4 separate regions of the Homo sapiens genome follow, and all the other regions are linked to region 2. Evidence: chromatin loops called from intact Hi-C (ENCODE). Cell type or tissue: GM12878. All regions are shown on one strand.

Region 1 (5,000 bases), 250 kb before region 2:
TCATCACGAACTGCCATTATTAAGATTGAAGATCATAGCTGTAAAACTAAACCTGAGTATCAAAGGAATTCCCTGGCAGATTTCTATGCTAAATCAACTAGTGCTGAAACTGTTAGGATACACAATTTGAATAAACTCTGTAAGATTGATCCAAGTCAACTCCCCTATGTTGACCTATTTAACAAACTGTGAAATGTGCCTGATTTGGAAAAACAAAATTGGTATCCGAATGCCTGTAAATTCAGTGTTAAACCTGAACTCAAAGAGCTCTCAGATGGGTGCCTAATACTTCCTTCTGGTACTTCCTGAGTCCTTGAAGCTTCCACTGTTAAAAGTTTTGCACTCCACAAAGCTCTTCACTCTACAACTCATCATGTAACAGACAGCATGATCCAAATTATGAACAAATACTGGTGGGGTAACTGTTATCAAATTGATAAAATGGTTCATAACCAATGTTTGGTTTGTCAAACTCATAATCCTGTGAAAACAATAAAAACTTCAGGTGGTGTATTTTCACTACCGGACTTTATTCAATTGTCATTTTCAGTGGGATATCTGTATATTTACATGTTATCTGGCTGGATAGAAGCTTTCCCATCTGAGAAAGCTGATCTTATGATGGTAGCTAAGAAGTTATTTAAAAAGTATTTCCTTTATGGAGCATCCCTGGAGAAATCTCCAGCAACAGAGGAACCTATTTCACTGGACAATTTAGAAACAGTCGAATAAGCTTATGCACCCAATGGCATCACCATTGTCCCTATTACCCTTAGTCTTCTGGAAAGGTCAAAAGACAAATGGCATTTTACAGCTGAAATTGGCAAAGTTAACTGAATCAATTTGATTGCGCTGGCTTTAATGGTAATCATTACTGAGGTAATATTACCTCGGCTTTAATGGTAATCAAATCCACCCCCAGTGGAAAACATCGATTGACTCCTTATGGAATAGTTCCTGGAAGGCATATGCCCTTAATAATAGAACCTCGTGTATCTTCCATTATCCTAAACTCTGATATGACTAAATACTGCAGGCTTTAATGCATTATGTCATAGTGTATTTTCACCAGGTGAAGGAGATCTTCCATGACCCACAGACTGAGAACAACCAGACCTTTCAAAACCCAGAACCTGGAGATTGGATCTTCTGAAAATGACATCAGAGACCTCATTGAACCCATGGTCCTCTCCCTATTGGAAGAGACCATACCAAGTTCTACTTGCCACCCACGCTGCAGTAAAATATCAAAGGCTTAAACCTTGGGTTCACATGTTAAAGCTCAAAAGGGCCCCTCCAAGCTCCTGGAAATGTATACCTGTTTGAGAATTGAAGGTAAACCTGACCAGGAAAACTTTTCCCCAGAAGCAGATGCCATCCTAGACATTAACAGCTATCCTAACGCCATAGATCAAGACTTTTCTGACATCATGAAAACTGAAAACCTTATCCTTTTTCCTCTTTTTCCTATTTCTGCCATCCTAATCGTTCCCTTTCTTTACAGGAAAAGCCATGGACTGTAATTTGTGGATGGCTTTAGCAAAGGCTTATGCTCCAGTAAGAAACCAAAACAATTGTTAAATTTGTAGCTAATGCCCCCAAATCAGGAAACGATTCCACTAATGCCACTGCCTGTCTGTGTTACCAGTGACAGTCATGCTAAAACCTCAAAGGAGGAGTAGAAATTGATATTCTAGACATGACTGCTACTTGCTTTCCTATGCTTATTGAAAACAATACTCTGACCTTTCCAGTTAATAACAGAATGGCTACTAAATATAAAAAACCTATCAAAGTGATGCCTACAAAAGGTATGTTGTGCTTCCGAGCATTGAATACTCAAGATTTGGGGATCACTTATGAGGGTACAAGTAATTGCTTGTATGATGTCGCTGGACTAAATCCAGTAAGGTCTCGTTCCACTGAATACTGTTATGCATCCTTCCAGCATGCTATAAAGGGACCACACACAGAAAATAAATTACTCGCTGAACCTGGCTCACGCGCTATGTAGGCCTATGGGTGAAAAAGTGTAACTGGCCTCTGCTCACATGCCACCAGGTGGCCCTCTTTTCCAGCTCCTGGGGGCCTGCAGACACATTGGGTCTGAGGAGAATTTGTTTACTGTGTTCTGCTTGCTGGTTCATATCTTGCTAATGGGCCTGGCTCACTCCTGTCTTCCAAATAGCTTTCTCTGAAAGTTTCCATAATACCTTCCATAATCAAAGGCCAAAGTGATCAATAACCAAAATTCATACTAACCTTAAAGTGGAATGAAGATAAGTTAATTTCCACTGAGAAAAGTTTCTAACGAGGTTCCTGGATGCTCACTCTTGTTGGTAGATGGTGCCAGTTGTATGGAACTTGAAGGTAATCCATAAATTGGGAAAAAATCTTGAAATTTGTAGCCAATTATATTTTCCAGGGTTTAAATGGGAAGAAGCCACTCTCCTGAAGGGGGATAAAAAAAGGTCATGTTCAGCAAAAACACTTAATGGAACACTGTACGGTGTTAGATCTCTTCTTGGCTTATGTTGGGGTCTTGCCCATGGTGCTAAACAGAACTGAATGCTGCACTTACCTTCACGCTGGTTTTACTACTACAGAAAGCTTAATTTAAAAGGTAGCCAACACTGCAATTCCTGTAAACACTGCCACCGAATGCACCAGGGACATTTCTCAGGGGAAAGAAACACATGACGTGATTATGGGAGTAGCTAACAGCTGGTTTGCAGGCGTCCTAAATGGTGGATGGCAAGGCTGGCTAGTCTAAGATTTTTCTCATCTCTGTGTTTCATTTAATCATGTACAGATTACTATGATTGATATTACCAGGCTAACTACAAAAATAGATATCTCTTTAAATCAGACCATTTTACAGCACACTATGGTTCTTAATTGCCACTCCACCCCAAACACAGACTATGACCACTAAGACTTAAATACTGATGAATTGTCTTTATTGCCTGAATTTTGAATTGTTTGTTCTGATGAGTTTGGTTCGCAGAGATTCCTGTTGCATAGTGTACTTCACTTTCTTTATATTATCCTCCCAATAGCCATTATAGTGGCCTCCCTCCTGTGTTATATCCCTTAAGAATTATAAATGCTCATACGTAGCCATCCTTTGTACATCAAAAGATCTCATTACAGTTAGAGTAAAAAAACACGAGGAAAGCATAATCATCCAACTAATTTCATATAATGAATTGTGAATTTATATAGAGATCAAACAAGTCCATTATGAAGGTGACAGAAAGGAGTATCAGTGCCAAGGTTTTGGTCAATCTCTTAAAATTGAGTGGCTGAGCAAAAGAGAATAATTGTTAAATTAAATTACATTTGGCCTGAAACTAACCTACGTATGTAATAAACTGTAATCTAAATTATAGGTGAACCAACTGCAACCTAACAACTTGTGAGTAAATTCTTAGAACATGCAGCTGTGTTGCAGCCAATCATAGCAGCCAAGCTTTCAGCCAATCACAGGCTGCAAACCAGCAAAAGATGTTAAACTAAGGCAAACACAGAACTGTAACCATGTAGACTATTTTTGTATGTCACTTCTGTTTTCTGGCTATAAATATTCCCTGCCCACATTTTGTAGTGGAACTCTCTGAACTGCTTTTGTGTTGAGTGCTACCTTTTTCACGAATCTTTTTTTTCTGCCCAGTTAAACACTGTTCAATTTAATTAAAGGTTCTTTTTTTTTTCTTTTCTTTTTTTGAGATGGCGTCTCACTGTGTCACCCAGGCTGGAGTGCAATGGCATGATCTCAGCTCACTGCAACCTCCGCCTCCCAGGTTCAAGCAATTCTCCTGCCTCAGCCTCCTGAGTAGCTAGGATTACAGGCACTTGCCATCATGCCCAGCTAATTTTTGTTTTTTTTCTTGTAGAGATGGAGTTTCACCATGTTGACCAGGCTGGCCTTGAACTCCTGACCTCAGATGATCCTCCGGCCTCGACCTCCCAAAGTGCTGGGATTACAGGCATGAGCCACCACACCTGGCTTTTCTTTTTAATAGTAACATTCACAGGTTCCAGGGATTTGAACATGGATATATTTGGAGGTTAAATATGAATATATTAAAATGATTTAAAAAATTCAAGTAAAGGAAATGAGGGAAATTTATTGCCAACAAGTGTACATTAAAAGAAATCCTGCCTAATAAAATATTACTTTTTTCCTTTTAAGGTTCATATGATTGTTTTAAATAAAAGTATAACATTGTCCTCTGAATGTATGTATGACAACTGTAGAGTAAGAGATGAAAGCATGTGATAAACTAATATAAGAGCCCTCAGAAATAACGCCGCATATCTACAACTATCTGATCTTTGACAAACCTGAGAAAAACAAGCAATGGGGAAAGGATTCCCTATTTAATAAATGGTGCTGGGAAAACTGGCTAGCCATATGTAGAAAGCTGAAACTGGATCCCTTCCTTACACCTTATACAAAAATCAATTCAAGATGGATTAAAGACTTAAACGTTAGACCTAAAACCATAAAAACCCTAGAAGAAAACCTAGGCATTACCATTCAGGACATAGGCATGGGCAAGGACTTCATGTCTAAAACACTAAAAGCAATGGCAACAAAAGCCAAAATTGACAAATGGGATCTAATTAAACTAAAGAGCTTCTGCACAGCAAAAGAAACTACCATCAGAGTGAACAGGCAACCTACAAAATGGGAGAAAATTTTTGCAACCTACTCATCTGACAAAGGGCTAATATCCAGAATCTACAATGAACTCAAACAAATTTACAAGAAAAAAACAAACAGCCCCATCAAAAAGTGGGCAAAGGACATGAACAGACACTTCTCAAAAGAAGACATTTATGCAGCCAAAAAACACATGAAAAAATGCTCATCATCACTGGCCATCAGACAAATGCAAATCAAAACCACAATGAGATACCATTTCACACTAGTTAGAATGGCAATCATTAAAAAGTCAGGAAACAACAGGTGCTGGAGAGGATGTGGAGAAATA
Region 2 (5,000 bases):
ATCTTAAGAGAAAGGAACATGCTGGGAAACTGTCCTGTGAAAGAGAATAGAAACCTGAAGATTTGAGGCAGTGATAGCATTTATGAAAGCAGCAGATAAGGACTAATCACCAAAAGGGGTAGCTCTTTTGTTGGTTGGGGAAAACAGGAATTTTTCCCCCACCCAATGTGCTGCATTTTCTAATTTTCTATGAACACTTCCTAAGAAAAAGCTGAATGAAGAACATTTGCGATGCAATCAGCTCATTAAGAAACACGCACTTTTGTGGAGATACGTGCTGTCCCAGGAGATGCTCTGCGAGGAGCCGAGTGTTTGGACTGGAGCTGCTGAATGGTTTCTCACAGTTCTAGAATGTTTGGGGCTGCACCCTCTAAGATGTTGAACCCATCAGTAATTGCTCCAAACCACTTTATGGGATATAATGCTGTGAGTTGACACCTGAGGGGATTGTGGTCCTGTTCATGAGTAATTACTTTTCTGTTGCCTATAGAAGGGCCAGCAATAGCAGATGAGTAGCTGAACAGTGGTTTTGAGTAATAAAACGTTCTTTTTTAAAAAAAAGTAATGCTTTCTGTTAAACTCTGACTATACTCTCTCCTGGTATCACAACCCAGCTTTCTTTTTGCCTTCTTTATTGCAGTTACATATGGGGCTGATGACTTTAGGGATTTCCATGCAATAATTCCCAAATCTTTCTCTCGTAAGTATATGCCTTGCTTCTGGAAAACAAAAGCATGCCTTCATCTCCTATCATGTAAATATCGTACGTGCATGTTCCTTCATCAACCCCCGAGATACATTAAATATTCACTGTTCTATTCGTTAGACACCTACCATATCATTTTTGGGTATTTATACCATAAAGTGCAAAACGAAGGTCTAGGCAGTTGTGCGGTGTCCTGGGAGCATGGCAGTGGAGTAACAGTAAGGGTTGGAGTCACAGTAGCACTGATGGGATTGTTACTTCGCAGATGCTGCTGGACAGCTTTGAGATTACTCCTGTAATCCTTTTTATTGAGTGTGAGGATAAAATGGCCATATTTTCTGTCACCAACAAAGAACTGAACATGGTTTCAAGATAATTTTTACAATTTTGTGGGACAGGAGAAGGAGATATGCTCTTCATCTGTGGTTCTGGAGTATTAATTTCAGAACTGAGAAGAGAAAATTGCAGGCCTCCAGGCCGTTATTCTGTGGTGCATCGCTGCTGGAGCCAACGTACTGTTCCTGCTTGGTGCCCGCAGGACCTTCTCTGATCTGAGCTGTTAAACCAAAAACAGATGTGAATTTCATTTTTCTTTTTTAGATATTGAGCTGATAAATGATAAATATATTTGGGTAACATCCTCAAATGAGTACTTTAAAGAACAGAGAGTGCTTTTGAAAATGTATAGAGAGCTGAATATTTAAAGCCATACAAGTTGATAATCCCCTTAGGACCTGTATTAGTAAATCCTCTAATACTATAAAGCAACATCAGAAAACAGGTCGCATTTGTTAACACTGTGACAATTATAATTATAGGCTCTAATTTGAACAGTGCCAGTAACAGTTAAAGACAGGTGTCTGACATCCTGGTTATCAAAAACTATCTGGTGTCTAAGGAATTTAACAGTATCAAAGTACATCTTTTTGCTCACAAACTAGATTGGCTACTTTTCCAGCCTATAGAAGTTACAGAAATCTTTCTTTTACTGATATTCCTTTGATTCCACTTTAAAGCAATAGCTTGATACCTACTTTTTGAGATGTATATGTATGTACTTGTAAATGCTTATATATGTGTATTTGTTTACACGTGAGCTTATATGAACATATAAAACATTATGGTATTGGACAGAGAAATGATATTGATTTGAAGAATCATATTGTTGAAGTATTTTGAGAAGTCAAATGCACTTGAGAGTAAGCTAATGCATCCTAAAACATGTTTCTGTGAAGTCTGAGGAAGGTGTCAGCCAGAGCATATGTTGAAGCAGACCCTTCAGTGAAGCCTTCAGTCTGTAAGAATCGCTGCATGTGAAGATGTGTTAATGTTATGATAGTTACAGTTTTTATAAAAGAGATGATATACACTTGGATATGCTTTCTGTCTATATTTATGCAAATGTGTCCATAAGGTATTGGTGTCTCTCTTTCTCTCCCACTCTCCCCAGTGTTGGAATTGTGACTATCTTCTCACACAAGCGGCTACTTGGTCTTGATGCCTTCCCCCGCAAAACAGCAACCAAACTGTTCTGGGCCAATATCACCACCTTGTGGTCATGATGAAGAATTGCCCCCTTTGCCCTCAACACCTCTTTTCTTCTTGAAAATTAAAAACAACCCCTTTCACCCCCTCTACTGTCCTTATTCCAGTTTGTGTCCGTAGTTGCTGGAGGAAAGAAAATGCCTATTGCTCTTTTTTTTATTCTCTTTATCTGTTTACTCTTCTGCCTTTCTTTTCTCTCCCTGACTTCATTCCATTTAAAGGCCTTAAATTGCAAATAACGAAAAAAGTATTTTCTAATAATATACCCTAGTGGGACGAAAACAACCTTCTACATTTTAAATGATATTAAGTTATAATAAATGGTTCCATGAACTTTAAAACGCTTAAAAGTTTTATAAATCTCTTTTAGAGGCAACACAAAAATATCTATATATATATCTTCTCTTCACCTCAAATTTTCATTTAATTACCGTGATTCAAGATATATCTTAAATATTTCCATTTCATTTGATTTTTACTTGCTAGTCACCAGTGTTGCAAGAATATTTCTGTACCATTTTTCAAGTAAAATATTGAGCATTTCAAGCTTACATGGCCTAAACTCACACTAGAGTGACTACTTCGGACTATCTTTTCAATGGAAAAATGCGTTCTGAGTACCAAACATTTACTTTTTCAGTAAATATGAAGACACATTCTAAAAAGGAAAGGGAAATGAAGAGGAAGCTTAATTCATTGGTCAGGTGGGGACTAACAGTGTACATTATACCTATGCATTAAAAAATGTTTAATTATCCATGAGCACATACAGTGCCTGGCACAGATTCAGGCCTCTTGGCTCCTCTTGGCATCTGAGTTCCTTGGATTCTCCAGATTCTTCAATCCAAACTTGTCTATCTACCAAAGTCCACCTTCCATACAGGGGTGTGGGGTCTCTCTTAGTACTGTTGGGTGCCAATAACATAGAAGCCCTCCAAGATAGGTCAATGAGATTTTAATTTTTCCCAACTTTAAATAGCATCTGGGAAGGAAAGCAGCTTTTGACTAGGAGTTTGAAAACATCCACTCTTCATATTTATTGTCACATTTATTGAGTAATAAAATTGGGCTCTTGTCCATTATCTCTCAGTCAATGAAAGAGCCCACGGTGGGCATGAGCCAGAGTGTTCCGGAGAAAGAGAGGACCAGTCTCCATTTCATGTTCTATATTTAATCAGTTCAATTCAGCACCTTACTGAGTTTGACATTTTTCTAAGTAATGGGGTGGGGGGTTACAAAATATTTATAACTATCTTTCCTATCTTCAGGGAGATGTACCATTTCACTGAAGCAATACCACAGCTAAGCAGTTCCAGCTCCGAGTAACAGAGGAAGGAGTGAGCGATTTAGGAACTCACAGAAGGGCACGGCCAGGCAACTCGGGCCCTGGCAAATGTTCCATAGAGACAGCATCCATGGGGTTGAACCAAGCACAATGCCTGCAAATCGGGCAGGCGGGTTCATGGAATTGATTCTAGGGCAGGTATGATCAGCACCATTTAAGGAGTGGCAGTTGTTAAGAAACTGAAGGGATTTCTCATATGGCATTTTCAACAGAATTCAGCAGGAGCCTTGCATATCCCTTGGGATGGGTTCCGGGGTATTATGGAGCTGCCAGGAGGTGCTCAGCTTCAGTAAGTGCCAGTCATTCCTTCCCAACCTCCTCCTTCATTAGTGGAAGTATCAGCTGGTGTCATTGCCTTCTTCAGGAGGATGGATTTCAAAATGAAGGGCCAACAAAACTCACATTCTCGCAGAGCCTCCGTCACAACTGCATGTGTTCACTGCCATCAACAGGCCAACACCCACTTGTTCTTTTCTTCTAGGTAAAGGAAAAGGTCTGTGGGACAAAGGCCCTGAACTCCTCACTCCTTGAATGGGAGGCATATTGGTGGAGGCTGTCACACAACTACAGGTGGCAGGAACCTGCCATCAGGGTTCCCATCAGCCTCCAGGGCTTGCTTCTCTGCCCTGTGTGTGGACACCTTCCATCACTGGAAACCCCTCTCTCAGAAGAACCACTTCTTGCCCTCATCTCCCACTTGCCTCTCCTCGGCACCTTCTCCACCCTCAGGGGCCAAGCTGAGGAAGTGTGCATCCTGTGCCACCAACCTTGCTCGCAGGAATTAGTTTCAGTCCCCAGTGACTGACTCTTCCAAACCTGCACCAGCCTATGCTGCCCTTTTGAAAGGAGGCGTGCGTACAGCCTGGCTGGTACAGAAGATTCCAGATTTCAGTGACTACAGGACGCTGTCACCCCTTCTGTTTTTCTTTTTTCTGTCCACATCTCTGATTGAGCATACCTTCAGGGAAAACCCCAGAAACCTTTTTCACACTTACATGGGAAGCCAAGACACTCTCATCCTGGGCTTGTGTTTTTAAAATCTATATTTTAATTTCACAGGTCCTTACATTTATGACTAATAGATTTCAGATTTTGAGATACAATCTGTAGTTGCAACTTATGAAGATAGTTTCAAGCCCTGATTTCTGTCATCTATGAAAACAGTAAGCAAGTTGCTTGTATTCTCCTCCTAGCTGGATAAGAGACCCCCGTTTTCATGGACAGCCTCCTTGGGTGGACAGAAGTCTCCTGATCTTGTCTATGTAACCAGCACCCACTTTGCATTTTTCCGCAAAGAAAAGAGGAGCTTAACCCCATTTACGGGAAATCCACGCACTGCTTGAATCTTACGCGCCCCGTGGTGACGGTGTTGCCCACTCTGTTCCCTTCCCACCAAATCCTGCC
Region 3 (5,000 bases), 230 kb before region 2:
AAGAAAAAAAAAGATTCTTGTTCATATAGCAAGCTGAAGTTGATGATAATTCCATTTGAATACATTTTTTAAAATGTAATTTTTTTCTACTAATTCTTAACATGTGAATGTTAGTTCTAAAACTTTATTGGTATATTGGTATTTTTAATTTACATATCATGTGGTAAAATGGCAAATAGCTCAGGGAGATGATAATTTTTTTATTCCAGTTTACATAGATCCACTTAATTTGTTGATTATAAGTCAGCTGGCAAATGAAAAGCTATGTGGGTTAGTCAGCACTGCCACATCTCAGAATTCTTCAGCATACTATTCACAGTGGAAGCCTCCTGTACGTAAATGTTCCTTCCAAGAGCTCACACAAAGACCTATATGTGAACGTTTATAACAGCTTTATTCATGATCTCCAAAACCCAGAAACAACCAAGATGCCCTTCAGCAGGTAAATAGATAAAGATACTAGAGTATGCCCATACAATGGAATACTACTCAGCAATGAAAAAGAACAAACACAACACACAACAATATAAATGAATCTGAAATACATTTTGAAAGCAGCCAGACCCAAAAATTTATTATATGATTCCATTTATTTGACATTCTGGAGAAAGCAAACTACATCCTTAAATAGTCTCTGTTTAAAATCACAAACCTTTAAAGGACAATTCCTATGAGATATCTGTGAAGGCTTTTGTCTTAATTAGAGAAATACTGTAATAATTTGATGTTTATTAACTTAATATAAATAACCCAGTTGCCTCTCTTCTCTTTTTTGAAGTGTGAGTTCAAGTTCTAGAAGTAAATATATTCCTCTCTATACGTAAGTAATGTTTCTCAGTCTTGTAAAAAAATTTTAGATTTATATTTTGGTTGTAGTTGCTTTCAGCTCACGCATGTTGTATTCACTTTTTAAGACAACTTATATATTGTAACACATTTCTAATGTTTGTGTGGCACACAGTGCCTGTTTAATGTCAGAAGTCCCATCTAAGGTTTGATTTTGATGAAAGAAAGAAAGAAAAGAAAGAAACAAAGAAGGAAGGAAGGAAAGAAAGAGAGAAAGAGTGGTATTTTTCTGTTTTTCCAAATACATTACCTTTTGAAATAAAATACCTTGGATGCTACCACTATTGAGTGTTATGAATCACAAAAACTGTTATAATTGCAGAAGGGATGAGATGCTCATTAACAGCATGGAAATATCACCTCTTAATTTCTACATTTAATGCCGGCTTTCCATGGATGGCAAAAAAAAGTACATTATCTGCCAGTTGGGGTCTTCTCCTGGTTTTTAGATGGAAGAAGAACCTTGAAACAAAACAAAGTAGATCCAAGAATATGGAGGAGGGATCTGGACCTTTAGTCCTGGCCCACCCCTCTCATTACTCGGCCTCTTCAGTTCTGCAGTTGACTAGTGTTTCTACCAGTGGCCCCAGAAGTCCTTGAAACTCTCTGATTGGCATTAACTCAGCCTCTCAACTTTCTCTCAGGCCCAGGGGCACGTGGCTTGTTGCCCAAGCTCCTCTGCACCTGTGAGGGTTTCCATTCACCAGGAGCCTTATAATCTCTGGCACACACCAGCCTCTTCCTTGCCCAGCCTCCAGCCGGTCTCCAAAGGAGTTGTGCTGGGGCTGCAGGAACAGCCCGCTTCTTTGTTCAGAAACACAAAACAGCCCTTACTGTCACTCTGGCTCAAACTTAAGATCAAGGAGCATGCCACCGCTCATTCTGAAGAAGAGAAAATTATCTTTATATTTTTTAAGGAAAATTGTTCTATCATTATGCTTTACATTTTGCATTTTGAGCCTTTGATCTACTTTGGCAAATAAATTTCCTTTGGAAGTTAGAATACTGTTCAATGGTTTCTTCTATGTTTCTTATACAGAAATATATGCCTTCTTTCCTTTCCATTCTAACAGTGGTCATGTGCAGTCTACAAATGCTGATGATGTTGACAACCCCTTGGGAGACATCGCATCGCTAGCCAAGCAGCGGTACTCTAAGCCTCTTTATACAAACACAAGTCGGTGAGTTCCATTCATGATTATTTCACTTGTTTTATTACTAAGGATGAAACATGATGATGGACTTTACCATAAATGAAGGAATTTAAACGTGGCTTTTATTGAACATTGCTGAAGAAGAAAGATACCTGCTTCCTAAAAGAAATGTGGTTTGTCACAAAGGAGATTTTGGGGATTGACTCACTTGGGGCCCTTGAGCAAGTCACTTTATCTCTGTGACTTCAGTTTCTTCATCTGAAACTTGTGAGAAAAAAAATGCCACCAAGCAAGGTGATCGTGGGGGGATCAATAATGTTTGTAAAGTATCTGAGACGCGGCAGATCACTAACAGAGAGGAATCACTTTTTTTTTTTTTTTTTTTTGAGACGGAGTCTCGCTCAGTCGCCCAGGCTGGAGTGCGGTGGTGCAATCTCGGCTCACTGCAGACACCGCCTCCTGGATTCACGCCATTCTCCTGCCTCATCCTCCCAGTAGCTGGGACTACAGGCGCCTGCCATCACGCCCTGCTAATTTTTTCTATTTTTAGTAGAGAGGGGGTTTCACTGTGTTAGCCAGGATGGTCTCGATCTCCTGACCCTGTGATCCGCCCGCCTCGGCTTCCCAAAGTGCTGGGATTACAGGAGTGAACCACCGCGCCCAGCCGAGAGGAATCACTTTTACACATAGGAACTTGAAGGCTGTCGTGCTGTGCTTCGTCCTGAGGAAGGAGTCAGTGGGCTGGATTCTTCCATACATTCTGCAAGGAAATCATTGCTACTACACATAATAATTCTAAAAATCTAAAGGAAGGATATAGGAAGAAAGCTAATTTAAAATATTCAGGCACAACAATTTAGGATTGTTTCTTCTTTGATACGTATATCTAAATTTTGAAATGTTGTATGAAATATTCTTTCTAAAGAATCAAAACATATTATTTGGGGTCATTTCTTCAAAGAGAGTGAAGAGCAGTATGGCAACATTTTAAAGATTTGGTGTAAAAATGAACCACTTAACTTCAATAAATTTGGGCATATAGCATTCCTGCCTCATCTTGCTGTTAATTTCTGTTTTTAAGCAAATGATATTTTGAGCGAATCATATAAAAGAATTGAAGATATTAACTGTACTTACCTGATTTGGGCACTAGAGGGCCTCCAAGGTTGCAAAGTTTCTTCTTTTGATTCGCTTTCAATTTTTAACGGAATCTTAACCTGTTAACACAAAGAAATGTTTTTCATTTTTATTTATAAAATATTTATAGACACAGAAAGATATAGTGTCACATATAACATATCAAATAACGTAAGTAAACTCCTGTGTATCCCCCACCTAGTAACATACAGAATCTTACTCAAATCTTTTCAGCCATGTGTGTGGCCCCAATCTCATTGCCCATGCCTTCTGCTTCCCCAGCTCAGAAGCTATACTCATTAGACTTTATGCCTTTCTTTTGCTTACTTTTCTTTCTAGTTTTGATACATACATATGAATCTCTAAACAAATTATTATGTAGTTTCCACAATACTGCTTGAGCTACAAAGCAAAGTACAGGAGAATATAAACAATATGATGTCATTTGCATAGGAGCACATGCGCCTACTTTGTGCCAAGTAAGGTACAGAGAGCCATCCTATTGAAAGCAAATATGTCTCTTCTTGAATTTTTTTCATCTTAAAGTTTCTTGAAGAGAAATGGCTTTATGATAGTATCTTTAGGGTCCTTTTTAATGATTGGTGGCACTTAATCATGGCTGGGAAACACTGCTATACCCCTGCCTTTTCAGTGAAAGCCATTTTTTTTTTTTTTTTTTTTTTGAGACAAGAGTCTCACTCTGTCACCCAGGCTGAAGTGCAGTGGCGTGATCTCGGCTCACTGCAACCTCTGCCTCCCGGGTTCAAGTGATTCTCCTGCATCAGCCTCCTGAGTAGCAGGAATTACAGGTGCACACCACCATGCCTGGCTAATTTTTTGTATTTTTAGTAGAGATGGGGGTTTCGCCATGTTGGCCAGGCTGGTCTGAAACTCCTGACCTCAAGTGATCCGCCTGCCTCGGCCTCCCAAAGTGCTGGGATTAAGGTGTCAGCCACCACACCCGGCCCAAAAACCGTATTTCAGGCAAGGGTCAAGGCCATTTACTCTCTAGTTCAAGTGGCTTCAGCATTGGAATCACCAATTTTTCTACAGGGCAAAAGTTTTAAAAATTTCCTTCATTAGTTGATTTTGTTTTATGGTTACTAAGTCATCTGACATGCTCTGTGTTTTTTATATTGGTAGTGATTGTGCTAATAGCTTAAAAATAGTAGTTTTTATTTTTATTGTAGAACTGAATCTGATCATTAAAGAAAAAGTATAGAAATATTAATAACAATGACAATATAACCAAACTCTTATTCATAACCATTATTAACATTTTGGCATATTTCCATCTGTCATACACACTTCTAATCTTGCTTTTGTATATTTACATAGCTATGATCACACTACACAGAACATTTTTACCACTATAACATTACCACATAATTATGGGTACATGTTTTTATGAGCTTATCATAGCTTCTATTTGTGTAGATGTACTGTAACTGCCTCATTCACTTAGGTTACATATGTAAATTGTTTCCATATTCTTTATATGACTCTTTCTTGATTTGAAATTATTTACTTAAGTGACATTCCTTCAAAAGGATTCTGGGGTCAGAATATGTAAACATTCTTAAAAAGTTCTTAAACTTATGGCTATCATTTTCTTGAAGTGTTATGTGAATTTACAGAGGTTTGGTGAGCCAATGGTTATGCTCAGTATTTATGCTCACCTTTAATAGTAACATTGAAGCTCCACAAATAACTTTTTTCCAAAAGTGTTCATTATGAAAATAATTCAGATATTTTTGAAGTGTAGAAAGTAAAATATCTCTTTCATTTTCAATCCCAATATTAAAAGTTTGATTTCTTTTTAGACTCTTCCCCTCATGCATTTATGAATGTGTGCAACATATA
Region 4 (5,000 bases), 48 kb after region 2:
GTAGTGATTATTTTCAAAGTCTTAGCCAGGTATCAAACAGTTACACAGCACAAGATGTCACCTTCCTGGGTAAAGCAAGTCTCAGTGATGTCAAAAGAATCTCCTCCACAGACCCTGTTCTATACTGCACAAAATCCTTAGCCCAATCTTGGGATAAAATTAAATCTTTCCTGTTCTTGACAATCTCCATGCTTTAAAAGCACATTTATAAATCTGCCAGTAACAACAAAGCCTTGCAGCATTAGCAGGCCCCAGAAGGCTTAATGCTTAACCTAACAGCACACAGTAGGTGTGGAGTAAATGTTTGTGAAATAGTCATAATCCCTCACTTCATATCCCTGATGGCAGCTTTTCTGTTCGTTTAAATATTCTTTAATATGAAGAACGGCTGCAGACCAGGGTATGAGGAATGTGCAACTTCTTTTCTTCCCTAGGATCTGAGAGGGCAGAAAGCTGCTGCACTGAAGCAGCCAGCCATCTCCAGCATTTCCAATGTCAACCAAAAAGGAAAGCCTTTCTCACTGCCAGGCCTTCCTTCAGAAGGGCTCCGGACCCAGGAGCTAACTAGCTTTCCCACTGCACAGATGAACAGAGCATTCCCCACAGTGGACACCAGCACAGTCATGGAATGAGGATTTTTATGGGCCCGACACGTAGAGAAAAGGAATAGAGGAGTCGTTATCCCCACACCTTAGAGAGAAGAATGGGGCCAGGCCAACCCCTCACTGAGGTCCCCCAGCTGCTGGATACCACACCTCTCACCAGCCCCTAGTGCCCTGGGAGCAGCTCAGGCTCCTGATAATGTGAGCCGTAACTCATAAAGAGCAGGATGATGCTGAGCAACCAAAAAAGAAAACACTCTGTCATCCTAAGGAGTACTTGGTCACTGATACACACGAGGTACACACAACCCCTGCAGGCTCTACTAAGTGTGTGAGAGAGTAAATGTAGTCATTGGAAAGGCACACCTCCCAGATGCACCCAGCGATCCTACTTCCTGATTGTCTTCTCAGAGAAACCGAGCAACCATTTCACACCTGGAAGGAACATCATGACGCCAGAACCTGCAGCACAGTGTGTTTCTTTCTTTCCCCACATCAAGGGTCTACGTGGAATAGTGCTTTTCCACAGAGTAGCTACTAGCCACACATGGCTATTTCAATTTACATTATAATGAAATAGAATTGAAACTTCAGCCCTTCAGTTGTACTAGCCATATTCCAGGTGTTCTATCAGCAGATGTGACTGTACCCACCATATTGGACAGCACAAATGTGGAAGCAGACGTTTCCATTGTTGTAGAAGGCTCTGTCGGGAAGTGCTGATGACATGCCAGTACCTGCCTTGCTCCCTGGAGCTCCCCAAGGTCTAGCACAGTGCCTGGCACAAGGTGAGGGGGGTGCCCAGAAAAGATTCAATTCCCTCTCCAAGTAAACCATTCATTCCCAGCTTCCCCAAAGAAGTCTTCCCTGGGGTACTAAATCCTGAAGGCTGCCTTCAGTATTCGAAGCATGCAGCAACTTTCACTTCTTCTTTTTCGACCTGGCCCTTCACTCTGCCTGAGAGGGAAATGTCACTTGCCTGAGGACATGTGCTTTTTCTCAAGCAGGCACACTGGTCCCTTTCAAGGTGTGGGCTGACATGCTGGCTCTCTTCCCTGTATGCCGAGACATGCTTGGGATCTCCTAGCTCCACACTCTGTCTCTCATGAGTCTGAGCCCTTTGGGTTTCTGTGACTTCCAGTCCCCTCCTGCCAGTAGCAACCTACAAAACAGAAACCGAGACGTGCAATAGCAGGAGGGTGGGATTTCCAGCAAATAGGGAAGGACTCACTACGCCCTGCTGGTAGATTGTTGCAGGATCATCCTCCTCTCAGGAGAAAAAGAGGAAAAAAAGGCAAATCACTTTCCTCTTGCTTCTGCTTCTCCTAAATAAACTGCTTGCCTAATTTCCTTTGCAGTTAGAGAAATGTTCCTTGTGAAAGCTGCTATTTCCACACATTCACACACTGTGCAGATTCCGGGGCTTCTGGAAGTCATTTGCTTTTCCAGGTTCCCTCTCTCTGTAGCTGATTCTGTCCTTGTACCTCCACTTGAAAAGCAACCCCAGGGCAAGTCAGCCTGGCTGAAGTCTTCAGATTCTTTTTTCAGTGGAGGGGTGCTGGCCTCCACTGGACTCTAGGCACAGGCAAGACACAGCTCTGGAAGGTTCCATCTGAAGGCTGGGGATGTCCCTGCATGGCCCCCATAACCATGCCAGCCAACACAGCCACCTGAATGAGGCAGGCTTCTCTGGGTCCCTACTGCTAGATGCAGGATTTGAGAAAGTCTGACCACTCCTATACTCACGGACACTTAAATAAGGTCAAGTCCCTTTCCTAATTCCAAACTATGCTTGGATAGTTTGTGTATGTTGTGGTGCAGGTGGGGAATCTATATGGCCAATAATAGCCTCGCCTGCTTCTTCTATAAAAGCAGAGACTAAAAAATGCTCATTGTAAGAGGAGTAGGAAGGATTCGATGAGATAAGAGATGTGAAGAGAGCACTTGGTAAATGCCCAAGGTGATCAATTCATTATCAGGCATGATTGTGAGAATAGTTTGCTCTGTGCTGAGGCCTTATGAATACCCTTGGGGGTAACAGAATTCTCAAAAACATGTCAGCTGAAAGAACGAGTCCTTACCTCTCTCCCACATCTCCACTATTTCATTGTGTCTGGTTGAAGCAAGAGAGAACAGTTCACTTAAAAGAGATCAAAAGCACTTTTCACATAGAGGCAAGCATCAGTAAAGCAATTCTGCTGGAAATCTCCCAAGTAATAAATACAGGCCAGAACATTTTTAAAGTTCAATTTATTTAGTATAAAAGTTTTTTTAAAAAGTACAATATATTGAAATAGGAAAATAGAAAGTGAAGAAACTCAAAATTTGAGCTTTTGGGCAAATGAATTGACTGAATATTTCCTAACATCTAAGTTGGAATTCCTTAAAAAGCTGTCAAAATTTAAGGTGGTTTTCATGGAGGGATGGCTAAGACCGCCTCCAAGGCCTTCAGGGAGCAGTGGGGAAACCTAAGAGATGCCCTCCACCTAGTGGTGAAGGAACGCAAGGCTGGCCAGAATGGATGTAGTTAACCAATGCCATTTCCAGGGAGGAGGCGCTGCACCACTGGCCCCTGCAGGCCTAGCCCAGCTCCTCGTGGGGAGAGGGAGAAGCTGAGCCCAGGGCCAGCAGGGAACTTGCCCAGGTCACTTACCAAGTTAAGGGTAGACACAGGGGCTGCCACCCAGGTTGATTCTTTGCTTAGGGCTTGACTTCAAAATTATCCTTAAAATCAGCTATTGCACCTACTCACATCAATTCTTGCATAAACCCTGCTAACATGCAGGGCAGGGATATCTCCCACACCAGAGGGGCTGTACAGAGACCATCACTCTGTGGCCCAGAACCCTTCTGGCCTGGATGGATGCTCCTGTCCTACTCTGGCATGTGGACCCTCCCTGTCTCAGTTGAGCTTCGCCCAGGCCTGAACAAGGGGTGTAAGAACCCTGCATGTGCTAAGAACCCAGCTCAGAATGCACTTTTTCTCCCCCGCTGGCCTCTTAACCGTGGCTGTCGCTGCTGTCTGCCACCTGCACGTGCCACAGCTTGAGAGGCCGTCCTGGAGAGGGTGGAGGAAAGAAAACAGCCCTGGAAGCCAAGAGACCTGGGCTCAAATTCCAGACCTGCAAATTGTGAGTCAGGTGGGCTTGGGCATGTTATTTACTGTCTGCAAGCCCTCATGTTTGCCTATGAAGTTAGACGATAATAATCTCGGCTTTAAAAGGAGGCTGCGAATATGCAATGAGATGGCATAGGAATGACATAAGGCCCAGCACATGGACGTCTTGGAAAAAGGCAGCTCCCTTCCCTGGGCCCCTCAGCCTCCCATTCACTCCCACACCCTCAGTGCTACTTAGATCTTGTCATCTACTTATCAAAATTGACTCACTTAGAAGTGAGTTGGGCTCAGCTTTCAGACAGGGAGGTCCAGGAGCAGCACTGTGGCGAGGACACAACTGAGGGGAAGACAGGCATTCCTCACAGTCTCTAGACCGCACCCCTCTTCCACACGCTTTTCTTTTCCTGTTCTCTCTCCGTGAAACAAGGCATCTTCCACCAGAAGCCTTTACTTCTCTTGTGATGAATCACTTGTATCTTTGAATAGGCAACTAAATTCAAGCAAATCATTCAGCACTGTTGATACCAGTTTTATTCGTGATAGCCAAAAACCAGAGACAACCCAAATATCGATCAACATGGATGGATAAAAACCATGACACATCAATGCAATGGGACACTACTCATCAGTGAAAAGGAATGAATACTGATGCATAAAATGACATGAATGAACTTCAAAATAATTATGTTCCATTAAAGAAGCCAGACAAAAAAGATTCTTTATATAAAATACTAATAGATGAAAACTATTGTCTAGGTCAAGAAAGCAGTTCAGTAGTTGCCTGGGTTGGGGGAAGAGCCATAGGTGGGAGAAGAGAATTTCCAAAGGACACAAAGGAATTTGGGGGTTATGCATGTGGATTTTATTTTCATTGTGGTGATGGTTTTATCTGTGTATATATTTGTTAAAATTTATCAAATTTAAACAGGTAGAGTTTATTGTGTCTCAATTATACCTCAACAAAGCTGCTTTAAAAATTTAGGTATCTGACTGGGATGAAATCATTTTGAAACTGCACTTGACTTGAGAGCTTTACGGAGAATGTTGCCAGATCCCCAGGAGGCCTTCAGAGCTGACTCTGCAAGGCCTGAACATCTCAGGAGAACCCTCAGAAGCTGGGGTACACAGCCATGAAGCCAGGGTAGGCAGCCAATCTGGACTCACAGATGTTGTGCCAGTCAGAGCACATCTGGGGTAGCCTTTTACTCTTAATTGTATTTAGTTAATGTTTGAATTATGGCTCACTTCAGTTTAGAAATTCTTTGAGATTATTTTTGAAT

Evidence for each region. Hi-C counts contacts between places; a loop is a spot of excess contacts. Peaks named below come from ENCODE experiments on the same cell type or tissue, not always from the same donor. Only the 100,000 strongest peaks of a DNase experiment are listed, where the experiment ranks them.
Region 1: a loop joins it to region 2, with 2.7 times the contacts of the local background. A loop is called at or near these places in 4 of 110 quality-filtered maps.
Region 3: it touches region 2 in a loop (7-fold over the local background); 20 of 110 quality-filtered maps call a loop at or near these places.
Region 4: a loop joins it to region 2, with 4 times the contacts of the local background. A loop is called at or near these places in 11 of 110 quality-filtered maps.

The regions. Positions count from the first base shown.
Region 1 is chr7:50,117,946-50,122,945 of GRCh38, forward strand. The region is part of intron 2 of SPMIP7 (sperm microtubule inner protein 7); the gene reads left to right. Among named protein-coding and RNA genes, the nearest start is that of SPMIP7, 25 kb to the left of the region's middle. In GM12878, a CTCF peak has its summit at 2,064 (motif pointing right); a DNase peak (open chromatin) is centred at 3,507.
Region 2 is chr7:50,367,366-50,372,365 of GRCh38, forward strand. All of the region lies in intron 3 of IKZF1 (IKAROS family zinc finger 1), which reads left to right. Among named protein-coding and RNA genes, the nearest start is that of IKZF1, 65 kb to the left of the region's middle. In GM12878, a CTCF peak has its summit at 2,261 (motif pointing left); a DNase peak (open chromatin) is centred at 2,146; H3K27ac peaks cover 1,573 bases.
Region 3 is chr7:50,139,362-50,144,361 of GRCh38, forward strand. It overlaps SPMIP7 (sperm microtubule inner protein 7), which reads left to right. Exons shown (of 9, transcript NM_001161834.3): 6 at 779-820; 7 at 1,920-2,027. Among named protein-coding and RNA genes, the nearest start is that of SPMIP7, 46 kb to the left of the region's middle. In GM12878, a CTCF peak has its summit at 3,122 (motif pointing right); a DNase peak (open chromatin) is centred at 3,200.
Region 4 is chr7:50,415,122-50,420,121 of GRCh38, forward strand. No RefSeq gene overlaps it. Among named protein-coding and RNA genes, the nearest start is that of FIGNL1, 33 kb to the right of the region's middle. RefSeq lists an enhancer at 1,478-1,557. In GM12878, a CTCF peak has its summit at 3,107 (motif pointing left); DNase peaks (open chromatin) are centred at 1,620 and 3,100; H3K4me3 peaks cover 228 bases; H3K27ac peaks cover 621 bases.